Linked DNA regions of Homo sapiens: region 1 is linked to region 2. A link is a contact called in ENCODE Hi-C or POLR2A ChIA-PET data. All regions are on one chromosome and are shown on one strand. Each heading gives the region's core, a stretch centred on a gene start or an enhancer-like site at or near the end of the contact. The rest is flanking DNA. Distances are from core to core; before and after follow the strand shown.

What was found. A loop is a pair of places that touch in the nucleus more often than their neighbours do. ChIA-PET counts read pairs that join two places held with the same protein, here RNA polymerase II (POLR2A).
Region 1: a loop to region 2 is called in a map of IMR-90, with 3 times the contacts of the local background. The contact joins two enhancer-like sites. A Hi-C loop is called at or near these places in 1 of 168 maps with a recorded cell type or tissue (IMR-90). POLR2A ChIA-PET finds 5 or more read pairs at or near these places in 1 of 52 experiments (activated T-cell).

What each region holds. Positions count from the first base shown.
Region 1 is chr1:55,666,196-55,672,002 of GRCh38, forward strand. No RefSeq gene overlaps it. Among named protein-coding and RNA genes, the nearest start is that of LINC01753, 280 kb to the right of the region's middle. Within about 2 kb of position 3,341, at least 6 of the 41 ENCODE cell types and tissues checked have a DNase peak (open chromatin) inside an H3K27ac peak, as active enhancers do.
Region 2 is chr1:55,138,457-55,143,676 of GRCh38, forward strand. It overlaps USP24 (ubiquitin specific peptidase 24), which reads right to left. Exons shown (of 68, transcript NM_015306.3): 22 at 4,523-4,663; 23 at 4,286-4,339; 24 at 3,160-3,275; 25 at 488-554; 26 at 152-262. Among named protein-coding and RNA genes, the nearest start is that of USP24, 74 kb to the right of the region's middle. Within about 2 kb of position 2,280, at least 4 of the 41 ENCODE cell types and tissues checked have a DNase peak (open chromatin) inside an H3K27ac peak, as active enhancers do.

The DNA of each region.
Region 1 (5,807 bases), core at 2,091-4,590, 530 kb after region 2:
TATATATATACTATATATAGTATATGTAGTGTATATATACACCATATATACTATATATAGTATACATACCATATATAGTATACTATACATACCATATATAGTATACATACCGTATATAGTATACTATACTTACCATATATAGTATACATACTATATATAATATATCTGGTGTATATATACACTATATATACTATATATACTATATATAGTATATGTACACTATTTATAGTATTTATAGTATATATACTGTATATATAGTATGTAGTATATATACTATATATTATGTAGACTATATATAATATAGACTATGTGTAGAGTATATATACTATATATAATATACATATATAATATATATAATATATAAGTAGTATATACTCTATATTTATATGAAATGGAATACTACTCAGCCATAAAAAAGAATGAAGTAATGTCTTTTGCAACAACTTGGATGGAGCTGTATATATATATATATATATATATATATATATACACTCTACATATATACGTCTATACTATACCATGGTATAGTATGCGTCTATACTATAGTATAGATACATGTATACATCTATACATGTATAGTATACATGTATACATGTATACATGTATACATGTATAGTATACATGTATAGATGTATACATGTATAGTATACATGTATACATCTATACATGTATAGTATACATGTATACATCTATACATGTATAGTATACATCTATACATCTATACATGTATAGTATACATCTATACATCTATACATGTATAGTATACATCTATACATCTATACATGTATAGTATACATCTATACATCTATACATGTATAGTATACATCTATACATCTATACATGTATAGTATACATCTATACATCTATACATGTATAGTATACATCTATACATCTATACATGTATAGTATACATCTATACATCTATAGTATACCTGTATACTATAGTATAGATACATGCATACATGTATACATGTATACATGGTATACTATACATCTATACTATAGTACAGATACATGTATACATGTATAGTATAGATACATGTATACATGGTATAGTATACATCTATAGTATAGATACATGTATACATGTATACATGTATACTAATAGATACGTGTATACATGTAGAATATAGTATAGATACATGTATACCATGGTATAGTATACATCTATACTATTCCATGGTATAGTATACATCTATACTATATCATGGTATAGTATACATCTATACTATATGTATAGTATGTATATATACATACATATGTACTATATGTATATATATACTGTACCATATACAGTATATATACACCATATGTGTACATAGTATATATAGTATATATTATATAATATATACTGTATATAATATATATTATATACTATATATAATGTATATAATATATATTATATACTATATAATGTATATAATATATAGTATATACTATATAATGTATATAATATATAGTATATGCTATATATAATGTATATAATACATAGTACATACTACATATTATGTATATATTATATAGTATATACTGTATATATATGTAAAATGGAATACTACTCATTCATAAAGAAAAATGAAGTAATCTCTTTGCAACGACTTGGATGGAGCTGGGGGCCATTATTCTAAGTGAAGTTAACTCAGAAATGGAAAACCAAATATTGTATGTTCTCACTTATAAGTGGGAGCTAAGCTATGAGGATGCAAAGGCATAAGAATAATATAATGGACCTTTGGCACTCACAGGGGAAGGTTGAGAGAGGGGTGAGTGATAAAAGATTACATGTTGGGTACAATGTACACTGCTCAGGTGACATGTGCACCAAAATCTCAGAAATCACAACTAAAGAAATTATCGAGGACTGATGTGGTGGCTCATGCCTGTAATCTCAACACTTTGGGAAGCTGAGATGGGTGGATCACCTGAGGTCAGGAGTTCGAGACCAGCCTTGTCAACATGGTGAAACCTTGTCTCTACTAAAAATACATAAAGTAGCCAGTTGTGGTGGTGTGTGCCTATAATCCCAGCTTCTTGGGAGGCTGAGGCAGGAGAATTGCTGGAACCTGGGAGGCAGAGGTTGCAGTGAGCCAAGATCGCGCCACTGCACTCCAGCGTCAATGGCAAGAAAGCAACTCCATCTCAAAAAAAAAAAAGAAAAAGACAAGAAATTATTCATGTAAGCAAAACCACCTGTACCCCAAAAAGTGTTGAAATAAAAATAAAAAATAATTATTTTTAAAAGTATATTAACAATAGAAAAAAAGATTTATTTAAAATTGGACCATTAAGGTAAGATTGAAAAGTTAAGAAGCTTGAAATTGGTGTGTGTGTGTGTGTGTGTGTGTGTCTGTGTGTGTGTGTGTGTCTGTGTGTTGGAGAGAAGGAGAGAGAGGGATAGTATATAGTGAGAATGAGGAAAAGAAGGGATAGAAAGTATAATACCAAGCACTTAGGTTACAAGGAGCTGTGAATGAGAATTCTCCAATTTGCTGTGAGTTTCCTAGCCAGGAAAGCAGAAAGTTAGGCTAATTTTATGTTAAAAAATCTTTGATCCTAGTAGTGATATATTATCCTGGGTGATTTTTCTTCTTACAGTGATGACACTGGCATTATGGGAGGGATAATTCTTTATTGGGTGAGACTATTTCACATACTGCAGGACATGGAGCTTCCCTGGCCTCTCTACTTGCTAAGTGCTAGTTGTATCCTCCAGGCACAACTGGACAATCAAAAAATGCCCTCATGCTTTGACAAATGCCCCTTAGGGGACAGTGTGGCCCCTAGTTGAGAACCACTGAACCTAACCCATTTGGTTTCAACAAAAGAGAATGTCAAGATTCAGAGAGTATTGTAGCTAACTGTTCAGGATCACACAAATCGTAAATGTCACAGCCAGATCCAAAATTCAGGTTTCTTGCCTCTAGTTTGGTTTCTATTAATGTTCCATTTCTCAGTGTTTATTTTGTTTTTAATAGACAGTTGATTTTACTTTATCAGCCACATACTGAAGCAAACCCACCTTTTGTGTTTGAAGATTATGCTTTAACTTTCCAATCTGTAAACCATTATCTTGTATGGAGAGACACTGGAAAAAGTTTTCCAGTTATCTCTTGGGCAGAAACCAGAGGGCCGCAGTACTCTTGGAAGCTTGAAAAGTTCTGAGTGAGAAGTCAGGATGCCTGATTTCCTCTACCTAGACTGTGCCAACGTGATATCTTGAGATTTCCCAGGCCAGCTTGACTCAATGATTCTAAGAATTTAGACAGAAAAGCCCAGGCTCTTCCTTCCTTGGCTGCATTAATGAAGGAGTGGCTGAGTGTCTCAGCCTGTGTGTTGCTATCATGACGTTCACTCAGTGTTGAGAAATGCCTTACAGATGCTGTGCTAGGTAAGGAGGAGCCAAATGTTTTCTAGCTCCCTTGGTCAGCACAGGATTGCCTGGGACCTTGGAGGAAAGAACTTTGCATTTATATCTGAAATATGACCTGAGCTTTTCTGTGTCTACAGCCTAAGTCTGTGTAACATTGATAGAATCTAATTCTCCCCTCAGAGCTTCACTCTGAGGGTACTGAACTCACATGGTTATTGGGGGTACTCTCTGACATAATGGGAGAATTCTTTGCCTGTTTAAGGCCGTATATTGTGGCAGAGAACACTAGTGCTTACCACAGGCCTGGTTTCCTCTTTTCTCAGGCACACAGCTAAGCCTCATCCCAGCCCTTTGCACTCATGGTAGAGCCAGTGGCAGGTGGGTAGTAGTGATGTATTCTCTTCTGCACAGTACTCGATCCTCTTTTTTTCTGTGGCTGCCTTGGAGGTCACATGGTGAAGATGGCAGTGCCACAAGATGGGAGGAATCTGAGCTCTGAATCACCGTGAAGAAGTCTGCTGGATGAACACTTGCTTGCACCGTGGAGTGGGCAAGAACTCTCAAATCTCAATGGCTTAACAACAAAGCTGTGCTTGTTATATAGATGATAGCCTCCCTTGACTAACAAAATTGTTAATACAACTTAGCCGACTGTGAAAAAAGCACATGAATGAAGACTTCTCTCATCTTCCCATAGCTTTCTATCTCTATCCCTCTGCTGTTAGGAGTGATTCTGAAAAGAATACTCAGAACTTACAGATAATTTTAATTTTTGTGTGTCTTTATCCAAGTGGTTCCAAAATCCACCCCACTCCCCAGCACCATTGCTGTTTAAAAGGCAAACAAACTTACTCTATGTGACCTTAGGAAGGTCATCTTACAGATGAGGAAACTGGTGCTCAGAGAAGCCAGGTTATTAGGTTGTGGTGAAGATTAAATGAGATCATGAATATGAAGCAAGGAGCACAGTGGCTGGCACATACAAAGCGCTCAATAAATGTCAGTCCCAACATTCTTCATTCTCCCCGAAGAGCAGAAGACTTTGTTTGCTTCCTGTCAAAAGAATCACTGAGCACAGGGAGTGGTAGTTCAGGGGTGAGGTAAACAATTCCTGATCCTCTTATCCCAACTGCAGCCCTGTATAAAATCTCATTTTTGTTTTTTGTGAGGTACCTCAGACTGGAGCAAGTATTGTTTTTCTAGCCTTGGCTTTTTGGACAAATAGCTGCTGTTCTTCTCTGGGCTTTAGTTTCTCTTTAGAATAGCAGGGCTGGACTAAATGAACTCCAAGAGCCCTCTAGCTCTGCCAGTGTGGAATTCCAACTTAATATGAGAAGACTGAACGACTGTGGAGAGAAACGCATCAAGGATAGGGAATGGGTTGGAATAGAGGCTTAGCTGTATCACATAGCATGTCCCAAAGGACATAAGCCATGCTCCACGGTCATCCAGAACAGATTTATGGTCTTGAAGTTCATAAATAATCTCTGGATGGTGGAATCATTTAAATACCAGTGACATTGGATGCCACAATAGGGGACCAAGCCCATTCTTCTTAGAAACTAATGTTATTGTGAACTTTTGCAGGATTGGATTCACACTTGCTTTCTTTTCCTTTTTTGTCTTTTCTTCTTCCTCCTCCTTCTACTTCTTCTTTCTTCTCACTCTGTCTCTCCTGGCTCCCCTCTTTTCCCCTCTCATCCTTCCCTTTCTTCTTCCCTCTTTTCTACTCCGTTCTATTTTCTCAGTCCTGATTTGCTACCGAAAACTAACAAATTTCCCATATTTAAATAACTTTACTTCTTTCACTTCTTTTTGACACATGTGCTTTATTATCTGGGATTCAAACCAACTTATTTAGTTTATTATATTTTTCTCATATTTTATTTAGCCTTAGCCAAACAATGGATGGGGGTTGGGGTAAAGAATTGTGTCACTTTTTGGTTAAACAATCTTGGTGACCTAATAACAACACTGATAATAGACTGACTGGTTTGTAAATTCAGAAGAGTGCCAGGCGCCACAGTTTTAACTATTATACTATTGCATACAGTTGAGGTTATTGCAGAAAGAGATTATGGTAGGGAGCAGTTCTGGGAAATTCTGGGAAAAAACAAGCTGAAGACAAATAGCTCTTTCCAACGCTGTTTACAGTCTTTAGGATAATTACAAATTCCAAGTTTTTGGGGACAAAATCATTAACTCTGACATTCCAATCAACCTTGAAATTAACTCTAATCTGAAACTTAGCCACTGAGCAGAAGTTTTTTGATGTGCAATCATGTGCTTTTTTCCTGGGGTAGAAAATTGAGAGCACAATTTGAAATCATATGGACAGTGTTATAACATTTTATTCCCAAGATGGCCTTAATTACAATTACAGGGACATATAGAGATTTCACCTATATCAGGTCTATTTTCTACCCTACTCATTATA
Region 2 (5,220 bases), core at 1,030-3,529:
GTACCCCACAGTTTCATTTCAGGTCTTTATTCTACATTTGTTTACCAAACTACCTTTAGAATGATTATTCATGCAGCTAACTCAATCAAGACTGCTTTATGAAAATAATAAGACAACATGAAAATGGCTGTAGTTCTTAATGTAAACCTACCTCGACAGTGAAGGTATCTTTGGTAGACTCATAGGTAACATTAAGGGTTAAAAGATGTCCATGAAATGAGGCACCATGAGGTAGAATAGTTCGTGGAACAGAGTAAAAATCCTTAAAAAACGAATAAGTCAAGTCAGATGGACAGCACCACTGATAAACACATCAAAAATACATATCTATGTATATATGATGAATGAAGATGCTTTTTTAAGAAAAGAGAGGCTAACTGGGTGTGGTGGTGTGTGCTAAACTCCCAGCTGCTAGAAAGGCTGAGGTGGGAAGATCGCTTGAGTCCAGCCTAAGCAACATACATCTTAAAAAAAGGAAGTGGCTTACCTCTATAGTGATCACATAGCGCTCTGCCAGAAGCAGCAATCTCTCAATTATTACAAGTTTAGTAGATCTATAGATTAAAAAAAAAAAGTATTAAAATGTATTTGAAGTGTGATGATCTGAGCTCAGTTCTAGTCTGTTTCACCAAAACCACAATAACAGTTAGCACTCACTGGTCAAAGACTGAAATTTGCAAAGATTAAACTTCCCTTTTACCCAATGGGGAGGTGGTTCTACAAGCTCACAGCTGTAGCATACAGATGGAATAAGGGAGAAGCCTATACCTCCCCATGTTTCCTTTCCTTTTCTTTCTTCTTTTCATTTCTTTAAACAGTTATTCCATAAATGGAGGACCTGGGTTTCTAGGCCTATCTGTCCATTAATTTATCAAGAATGAAATGAGTGAGTCTGACTTTATCTTATAACTAAAATATGATATACAATTCTGTGAACACATGAAATCTGACAAAGTTCTGAACTGCCTGAGAATTAGAAGACAAATGCAAATCAGTAAGTACGACACAAACAAAAGTTGCTATCTAAAAATGAGATCTGAGGTCTCTTTTGGTTGAAGACTTATGGAATCTTACTTATCATTTGAAATAATCAGACTGCAATATTCATCAGCTTATATAGTCATAGCCCCATACTTTACTAAAAAGAACATTACATGTATTAACATTAAGAAATGAAAATCCAAGTCCCCTTAATTTAAACATTTTCTATTCCAGAGAGTCTAGATATTTCAAAGAGGTATATTTCTAAAACTGAAAAGAGGTACTACCATTTTTTAACAATTGGTCTGGTATGCTGATTAGCAGTACCAAAAATTTCACTCTAAAAACAGCTGGTTAAACACATTTTAGCAGTTCTATTAAATATACTTAACAGAGTTCTAAATTATTCCAGTCTATGGGCAAGAACTAGAACTTGAAATTCAGACGAAAAATTTTTAGAAAATATCTAAGTCCATAATAAGTGAGTGAACTATTTTTTAATTATGCCTCAATAATGAATTAAATCACAGACAGTATTATGAAATACTGTACAGATGACAGAAACCCCCCCCACCCCAAGTTGGAACAATTATGGATACTGAAAAGTTCTTTCCAAACTAGTGAAATGAGATAAACTACAATGTTCTGGTTCAAATTCGACTTTGAAGCTATATATTCTTATTAACCCTATTTAGAGTTTATAATATTTTAAAATTATTATGTGGTTTTCTCTGTAGTCCACCAAATATGAAATGATTCCGAATAAAAAGCACTTAGTAAAGAGAAAAAAACAAAAAGCATACTCATTTAAAGAAGTAGGAGTTTGGACATCCTAACCCAATAGCACATAAATATACTTACATTCGAATTTATCAGATAAATGAACCATTAAGGAACTGAGTCATAGAGATGGCTACATATTACAAACACATAATTGGGAATTCTTAATACACATTTTAAATGAAAGTCTATTTGAGAAATACTTCCAAGAATGTGGGAATGTGAAAGTCATGTTAGTGTTCTTATCATGAGTTGAATCTATCATTACTTCTGCCATTTAAAAAAGAAGTCTGAGAAAGCTGAGTTTATTGGCTTCCTTCATATTAACAAAGTACAGTGACACAATACTCAACTCATTTTAAAAAAGAAGAATGGAAGAAAGGACTCATTGCTTTGATTCCCCTTTTTAAAGGAAGGCTTTAACAAGCAAAGGAATATCCCGTTGTGAATAAGAATAGCCATTCTAGAGTAGAGAAAGACTCTATGAGTACCCATCACTAGAGGGCAGCAGCAGAGTGAGGTAGGGAGAGCAAGTCCTTCTCAGAGCACTCGCCAGTTTTCTGGGAAATAATGACGTGGTGTTGCTTACCAGCAGAGGCTCATAAAAAACCCACAAAAGTATTTTAGTTACTTCCATCTAATGTTCCAAATTATGCATGGTTTCTCCTATATCTCCTATTCATGAAATCTGAGTTTAGTGAAATCTGTTATCAGAGAACTACAGCAGACACTAAACTCAAGATTTCATCAATATCTGAAAACTCAAAAAACAGCAATGTGATTGAGACAATGTCAGTTTAAAGTTTTCACACAAACATTTGGGGATAAAGTTCTCACTAAAAATTATTTTGAAAAATACTTTTATTATTTGAATAATATTTTAGTGACTATGATTATAGTCACTAATCATATGCAAGCATAATGCATACTTTTAATTAATCATCTTCTACTTCATTCTGCTTACCCTATTAATGCCCTGAGTTTGACTATTCAAGGAGAAAAGCTATATCTAAGTAAATATTTTTAACTTGAAAAAAAGTAGTTTTCATACAATGTATGTGTATTGCATTCTAAACAGTAAGTTATTCATACTACATAGAATAAAAGTAAAATGAATCAAATAAAAACTAAAACAAGAAGACCTGTCCACCAGGTAGAAGGATAGGGACAGGGAAGTACTCGGGTGGTCCTGGTGATGACCTACACACAGAACTTCCAAAGAGGCACAGATTCAGGGATGTATGATGGGGAACATGTAATTCTCAGGATTATGACAGCTTGCAAAAATTATGATATAAAATGAGGAAATCAATAACTGAGAAACCTACATAAAAAACACCAATCATTTTAAAAAACTGACATATGTGTGTTGTGTATTTTTCACTTCTGATCACTTACCTATAAGGAGACTGAACTGAGGTTGCTACAGTTGGCATGGCAGTTGCTGTAAGCATTTTTGTTGCTCTGGTCACAGCATGTGTTAGAGTGGGGCCACCAAGTGCTGAACTGGCTGCCTAAAAAATACCAAACAGTCATTCTCTATCAGGGTTTCTCAACCTGGACTCTAGTGACATTCTGGACAGGATAATTTGCTGTTGCAGAGGGCTGTCCTGGGCATTCACTGTAGGATGTTTAACAGGATCCCTGGCCTCTACCTACTTAGGGACCAGTAGGATGCTTCTAGTTGGACAACCAAAAATGCCTCCAGATATTACCAAATGACCCCCAGAGGCAAAATAAGCCCCAGCTGAGAACTAGTGCCCTATATATGTTAACACTTACATGGGACCTCATAAGGGGTATTCGAATACTTGAATTTTTTTTATAATGACATATTTGGATAGAAGTCACAATTAGGGAAATACCGTACATATTCTAGCACATATTTATCACCAGAAAGCTTAACTTATTGGAATTGGGAGGCAGTAGCATTTTATGCTTTTGGAACATTTTTGCTTAGATGTAAAACTTAAGCATATCAACTGAATATGAATGTTTAAGGCTTTAACCGTCATGCTGGAAATAAAAGAGATACATGTGAGCTAGCATTACACAGCAGGCTTCTAATGGACAAAGACAACCAATACCACCTACTACTAACTGTCTTGCTGTGGCCTTTAATAACATTTATGGTATAACTAGGTGAAACATGAAGAAAAACAAAAAAAGAAGCAGTGCTTATATAAAATACCTGAACAGGAAAAGAAAAAAAAGAAAAAGATTCTATTACAAATATGGAATGTATAGGTGACCTATTTTCTGAAGATAGTTCCTATACTCCAAAAGGGGAGGAAGGTGGATGGAGTGGGGAAGACAGGTGGTGAGAGGGAGAAAGATTTCCTATAGAGTACACTTATATACTGGGCAAACATCTGTTCCCTATGCCACAATATGGTACTGTTGATAAATTCTTCAATAGGATCCAGCCACAAACATCAACATTATAAATTATCTAAAAATATAAAATTATGAAAGAAAAAAAGCATTTACCTCAAAGAGATGTTAAATAAAATTTGCTACTCACTTCTAATCTTGTGTAGCAATCAGCAATGAATTTCTTATGTAAAGATACTGAATCCTGAAAGAGTATATGGAAATTACAATTAGTCCTTGACATTTAGTTGTAATCATTATTCAGGACAAAATATCAAAATAAAGAAGCCAATTTTTGGTCATGCCAAGGATCACAGCTTATCACTAAAATATACATATAATTTTCTGCTTTTTTGTATATGGATAACTTCTTTCCTTAGATACCTACCTTCTTTAATCTAGGATTTAGATTAATGTAACTATAGTTTATGATTAGCTGAATAGCTTCATTAGCAATTTCTTCATCAGGTGATTCCATGGCTATTTTCCAAATGAAATCCATTCCTATCAATTCCAGCTTTTCTACATACTGTTCAAAAGAAAAAAAATTAAATTATAAAGCATATCAAGATCACAAAGTTACAAAATCACAGATAATTATTTTGTTACATCATGAGTCCACACCTCTTCAGTTCAATATGAATTAAGGCTGCAAAACCTCAGCTATATGAAAATAATATTATACTGATATGGAACTTTAAAAAGCAACCAACCACAGAAGCACTGGGCAAATTCCACGGGAACCAGGATAGGTACAGAGATATCTCTTCAGACATCCCTAGACCCAAACTGGACACACAGCCCAACAGGCTACTGAAGCAGAAATAGAGCAGGAGTGAGATGGGCACCATCTTCAGGAGCTTTTCTTCAAAAGGAAACAGTCAAGCCAGAAGTGGTCACTAATTCTTGGGGCTCAATCTGGTCTTTCTAAAGCTCAGTAGTAAACAGTAGGACCCAGGGCTTGTAAAATCTTGTAAAAATTCTAACCACCCAGGAAGCCATGTCCTGAATAAAAAGGACTTGGAAAAAGAGTTAATAAGCCTTTTTTTTTTTTAAAGGAGCATGTGTAAATATAAACATAAGCTG